Linked DNA regions of Homo sapiens: region 1 is linked to region 2. A link is an interaction called in ENCODE POLR2A ChIA-PET data of the cell type or tissue named here. Cell type or tissue: PC-3. All regions are shown on one strand. Each heading gives the region's core, and the rest is flanking DNA. Links, peaks and the distances in the headings are about the cores only.

Evidence for each region. ChIA-PET counts read pairs that join two places held together with the same protein. Peaks named below come from ENCODE experiments on the same cell type or tissue, not always from the same donor. Only the 100,000 strongest peaks of a DNase experiment are listed, where the experiment ranks them.
Region 1: POLR2A ChIA-PET joins it to region 2 with 7 read pairs; 4 of 35 experiments call an interaction of 5 or more read pairs at or near these places.

Annotation. Positions count from the first base shown.
Region 1 is chr12:71,625,322-71,628,247 of GRCh38, forward strand. ZFC3H1 (zinc finger C3H1-type containing) reads right to left here. Exons shown (of 35, transcript NM_144982.5): 21 at 2,430-2,613; 22 at 939-1,125. Among named protein-coding and RNA genes, the nearest start is that of ZFC3H1, 37 kb to the right of the region's middle. In PC-3, for the core only: no CTCF peak of the experiment used is centred there; no DNase peak of the experiment used is centred there; H3K27ac peaks cover 2,003 bases.
Region 2 is chr12:71,719,761-71,722,686 of GRCh38, forward strand. LOC107984530 (a long non-coding RNA gene) reads left to right here. Exons shown (of 3, transcript XR_001749202.1): 2 at 363-481. Among named protein-coding and RNA genes, the nearest start is that of RAB21, 34 kb to the right of the region's middle. In PC-3, for the core only: no CTCF peak of the experiment used is centred there; no DNase peak of the experiment used is centred there; H3K27ac peaks cover 271 bases.

The sequences.
Region 1 (2,926 bases), core at 199-2,698, 94 kb before region 2:
AGGTGATAAAAGTTCAGGTGAATATTTATTTTATTTCTCAAGTGGATCAATTATAATTTTAAGTCTGGGTAAAAAACATCCCATTCTTGGCTGGGCATGGTGGCTCACATCTATAGTCCCAGCACTTCAGGAGGCCCAGGCAGGAGGATTGCATGAGCCCAAGAGTTCAAGACCAACCTGGGCAACAGAGCAAAAACCCATCTCTACAAAAAATCTAAAAACTATCCAGGCATGGTAGCACGCATGTGTGGCCCCAGCTTTTCAGGAGGCTGAGTCCAGGAGGACTTGGGTCCAGGAGGTAGAGGCTGCAGTGAGTCACGACTGCACTACTGCACTCCAGCCTGGGTGACATAGAGAGACCCTGCCTCAAAAACTGACAGCCAAAAAAACCATCTCATTCTCTTGGAGAAAGAGGAAGAGGCCATTTTTTCTCAATCAAATGTTTTTAGCTTGGCAATTTTAGATATTAGTGTGAATTACAGATTGGGATTATTTCTATAAGCAATGGAAACAAATAATAAAAAGACAAAAATGTTTCCTGGCAGTCATTATAATTTTATAGAGGCAATTTAAGATAAATTTAAAAGAAACAATTTTTTCAGGTGTTTTGCAAAAGCTACACTTAACTTTGCCCAAACTAAAACTGTGTAAAAATAGGTAAGTGTGAAATTTTTAACAATTTTACATTTTTTCTTTACCAATAAAGTTAACAACAACAAAAAAATCACCTCTTCACTAAATATTTTCTTCTTGCTTAGTCTAAATTCTGATCCAGAAGTGGCTTTGTGGTTACTAGAAACTGAAAGTAAGGTTATTATGTCTATATTCAGATAAAGCATATGCTCTATTAAGCTACTTATCAATTTTTAAGATGATCCAAATAATTATACACACACACACACACACACACACACACGTACGTTATCTTTTCTACTCACAGTCCAAAAGCTTTGATAATCTGGAGCATATTCAACAGCTGTTTCACACATTTCCTGCACCTCGTCCTTGGTTCCTCTTTTTGAGAACAATCTGAGGTAATGGCACCAAATTTCTGGATTGTCTTTGTTATTTTCCAATGCTCGCGCCAGAACATTTAAAGCAGAATCCAAGGATTCTGAGCACTCCCTGTATATATAAAAGAAAAGGTGGAAGTGCTTTTTAGAACCTGCTTGAAAATTTAAATAGGGCTAATCCAATGAGTCAATTTTAAAATTCCATTTTCTACTAGAATTTACCAAGAAGTCAGGATCACTTATGAAAAGGGGTACTAGATTTCAGATTTTAAATCACATGCCTAAAAGTTTCTGATTTTCCACAGACCCAACAATTTTTTTAAGTGAATGTTCAGTAAGCATTTACCACAGATAAAAGTACAGTGTTATAAAACCACTAAGATTATCAACTTCAAATGTGCTTTATGTCCATATTCAGCAATACCTTTTATGATTTACACCATTTGGGAATGCGAAAAGTTAAACAACTCTCTCTCAAGGCCAGCTACTGCAAGTACAAAATATCAAAGCTTTCAGTATAATAGTTCTTTTCAACGGTCAAGGGCTTGCTATCTCTTGGAGAAGATAATTCTTTCTCATGATCCTATTCATAAAATAATGTATGGTTCTTTTGGCCTTCACTCAGTAAATGAGTCAGAAAAGAAAACACTGTAACTTATCCCATTAACATGGAAATGACACACAGGAAAGTTAAATAAGCAACACATCCAGGCATGTGTGGGTTTATTAGCACTCTGCAGCACTGCCTTATTTAAAAGCTTTAAGATAGTCAAATATTTCAAAGAAACGTGTAAAAAAAAAAAACCCTTGAATTATTGTAACTATAAAGTTATAATTATGAAAAGATTATTCTTGGCTTATTTCTACTACCAAGAAGTTAGAAGATGCCATTTGCAATACAAACTATTGGTTGTATAAGTTATTACCATTTACCTTATTTAAATACATATAATTTAATATGACAGAGACAGAAAGAAAATTCACCATAATTTGGAAGTTCTCAGATAAGCTTTAAATATCCATTACAAATTAACAAAATTTAACCTGTTCCACCATTATTTTATCATAATTTTATTAACAAACTATGACTACTATGATTTTTTTAAAAAACAATCAACCATTCCACTAGTCAGAATTTACTGTTTTAACTAATCCTACTTTGAAATAAGAGCCTACTGGAGTAAAAAACTTTAGTATAATTTATTACCCATACACTGAGCCATGCACACAAACTCAAGATCTAATCTTAAACTTGTCTAATAGCTTTTAAACAATAAAATGCTTTTGGCTTTGTCAAAAAACAAAGACTCCATTGATACTAGGAAAGAAACCTGACTGATTACCATAGGTAAAAAAACCTCAAACATAAAAATATAAATGTGCAACTGTTTACACAAAGATTTGAAGTTGACCTACCCCTCATTTTGATTCAAGTACTTGTACGCAAGCTTGAGCCAAAGTTGTACATGAGAAGGATTTTCAAGCACACTTGCTTCTAAATTAGCGATGTCATCAGTCTCATTTGTAAAGTATCTGACATCATCTGGAGTGACAACTGTATCCAGAGCTGGAACATTTATTTGGTTCTCTGGCTGGAAAGCTATTTAAAAAAAAAGTATTATTAGCTTCACATTTTCTTTAGTCCACAGATGCAAGAAAAAGAAAACAATTGGTCTCATCTTTAAAGTAACTTAAAAACCTAAAGATTCTAATGACATGTACTAGCTCACAGCTTTAAGGTAGAGCTATGACATAATTTATCACCCAAACCAGGACCCTTCTGAGTGGAAAGAGGTGCTACTAAAAATTACACCAGAACAAAAGGAGTAATTAGAACTCTGCTATTTTAAGGCTAAGTGACATTACCTTTTCAGTCCACTTAACAGTAACTATGATTCAACTGCTTTTTCATT
Region 2 (2,926 bases), core at 221-2,720:
AAGCCCTGAGGCAGGAAAGAGCTTGGCATGTTAAAGTAAGGGAAAAGTGGCTCTTTTATCTGGACCCTAGTGAGCCATAGTGAGAGTGAGACAAGGAGGTGGGAGCATCAGGCAGAAAGAGACTAGACCGATGAGCTTTGCCTTGTCAGAATTTAGGACTCTATCTTACGGCAATGGGAAATCACTGACAGCTTTTACAAATCTCCTTGAATCTGAGATGTAGCCACATTCTGAAGTCCTCATTCTCTTTAAGATCTTCATTCTGCAAAGCCAAAAAATCTGTCTGGGGAAATTCAGCAATGACTAATACGCGAGTAGATCAACAGGCAAACACTGATTTTTTTTTTTTTTTTTTGGCACAGGTATTAAAGCAGTTGTTCTCAATGTTGGCCTCAAAGTGGAATCACCTGGGGAGTTTTGAAAGCTCCTACTTCCTTGAAACCCTAATTTTAGAGACTTGATCTAACTTGTCTGAGATAAGGTAGGAGGATTTCTAAATGCTTCTCAGTGATTCATATGTGGAGCCAAGGTTGAGAACCATTAGCAGGGAAGCTAGAATGCTCACAGTTTTAATAATTTGTATTCTACCATGTATGCATTCATTTTCTGAAACAAGTTTTAACAATAGTCAATATGTTGGCCAGGAACTATACTTAGTGCTTCAAAAAGGTAGACTTTTTAAATTGTCGTGACAACCCCTCAAGAATTTTCTTACATACAATTAAATTTTTTTAATCTTATTTTCCCCCATTGGATAGATAAGGAAACTGAGATATAGAATTTGAATAATTTGCCCAAGGCTTCATCGGTAATAAACAGAAGAGCTGGCATTTGAACTCAGGAAGTATGGCTCCTAAGTCCTCTTTTGCATCTACTGTTCCCAAACCTCTATTTATGGAGTCAAAATGAAGATGACAACCTGCCTGCTTTCTACATTGCCAGCACAAAGAAAGAGAACTGCTTCTTGTAATTCACGTCCTCCAAAAACCAGACCCAAGCCCAACGGGAAAAAGTCATAAAATAATAATCTCCACCAAAAGGGAAGAAATTTTATATTTATATATTTTTAAACCACATAATGAAATTCAAGTGCTATAAAGAAAAATTACTAGAAATATAAAAAATATTAATCCTCAATTAAATATATTGGTAGGTAAATTGAAAAAGAAGTAGGTCACTGTAGTGGCCTAGAAGGTAAAGTAGAAGAACTCTCCCAAGGCATACAACAAAAAAAAGTGATAGGGAAATTAGGAGGGAAAAGATAAGCAACTGGAGGAAAAAGTCAAGAGGTCTAATACATAAAATATAGGCATTCTAGATACACAAAAGAAACATTGCAGGAGGGCTAAATACCTAATTTTATAAATTAAAAGAGCTCCCAGAAATCCAAGATAGACTAAATTGATGAAAAATGATATATATAAAATCAGGTAAAATTCCTGAACTTTGAAAAGCAAATATTATTTGCTACCATTTAGAAAGAAAAAGTTGTCAAAAAAGAAAAAGAATCAGACTTGCATTGTACTTTGTTGGAAACTTGAAAGCAGTGGAATATCATCTTTAGAGAAAAGGCAAGATTCTCTACCTAGCTATGCTATGTGAAGTATATCCTAAGCCCCCTGACTGACTGAATGGACCCCTCTTGGCCAAGGAGAACCCAGAAAAACTAGAAGTTAAATTTCTAGGCCATGACAAGACAGGAAGTCAGTCACACCTCAGTATACCCCTTTGTTCATTAACTGTTACCAGATCTTTTCTTTCTTTCTTTCTTTTTCTTTCTTTTTTTTTTTTTTTTTTTTTTTTTGAGATGGAGTCTCGCTTTGTTGCTGTGCTGGAGTACAGTGGCATGATCTCAGCTCACTGCAACCTCCGCCTCCCGGGTTCAAGTGATTCTCCTGCCTCAGCCTCCCAAGTAGCTGGGTAGCTGGGACTACAGGCGTGCGCCACCATGCCCAGCTAATTTTTTTTTTTTTTTAATTTAGTAAAGATGGGGTTTCACCATGTTGGCCAGGATGGTCTTGATCTCTTGACCTCATGATCCACCCATCTTGGCCTCCCAAAGTGCTGGGATTACAGGCGTAAGCCACCACGCCCAGCCCTGGATCTTTTCTTAAGAGTTAAACAGAAAGCAGCCTTGGCAAACAAAGAATGGAAAACCCTTCCACTGACTTCAGCTGCAACCACCACCTGACACTATGGCCAGACTCCCCTCCCTTTTGCAGTTGAGACATGGCAGCTTACCAGTTTCACAAAGTGTTCCTTCCTGATAAATAACCACTGACCATGGGCTGTTTCTGGCCGGTTTACAGCGGCTATCCACACAGCACCTCTGTGTCCTAAGTTTCACATTTTGATGTATAGAGCCTAATTTTAGTGCATTTTAACATTAAGTCTCCACCCCAAAGTGAACATGAAACATATGTAACATGTATGTTTGCTTACCATGCATGACCACAACCCCCCTTCATGGATATTTATAGTTTCTCCTTTAGCCTGTTAAATATGTGTTTAGCCAACCCATTTAGCATAGAACTCCTGTCCCACCCTACCTCCCTCAAAGTGTCTGCTTTTGGTCTTAGCTGGAGGCTCTGCTTCCCAGCCTACAGGTTGCAGCCTTACTCAAGAAATAAAGTTCTCCTTTCTGGATTTATAGATCTCATGTTTTTTAGGTTGACAGATATAATTAATCTGTCAAAGGAAAAAAAGGTCTTTGAGAATGTGCAATAATTCAGAGGGTCACTCACATGACTCATCTGAGAAAGATATTAAAGAAAAGACAACAATTTATTTTGAGATGTACAAGCACTTCAAAATAGTGAGAAGAGAGAAAAAACAGAATGAGCAAAAATACACCCTGCCATCTATGTGCATAGTTATATGTAAATGAATAAGAATATACTGGATGTATTAGTCTGTTCTCACACTG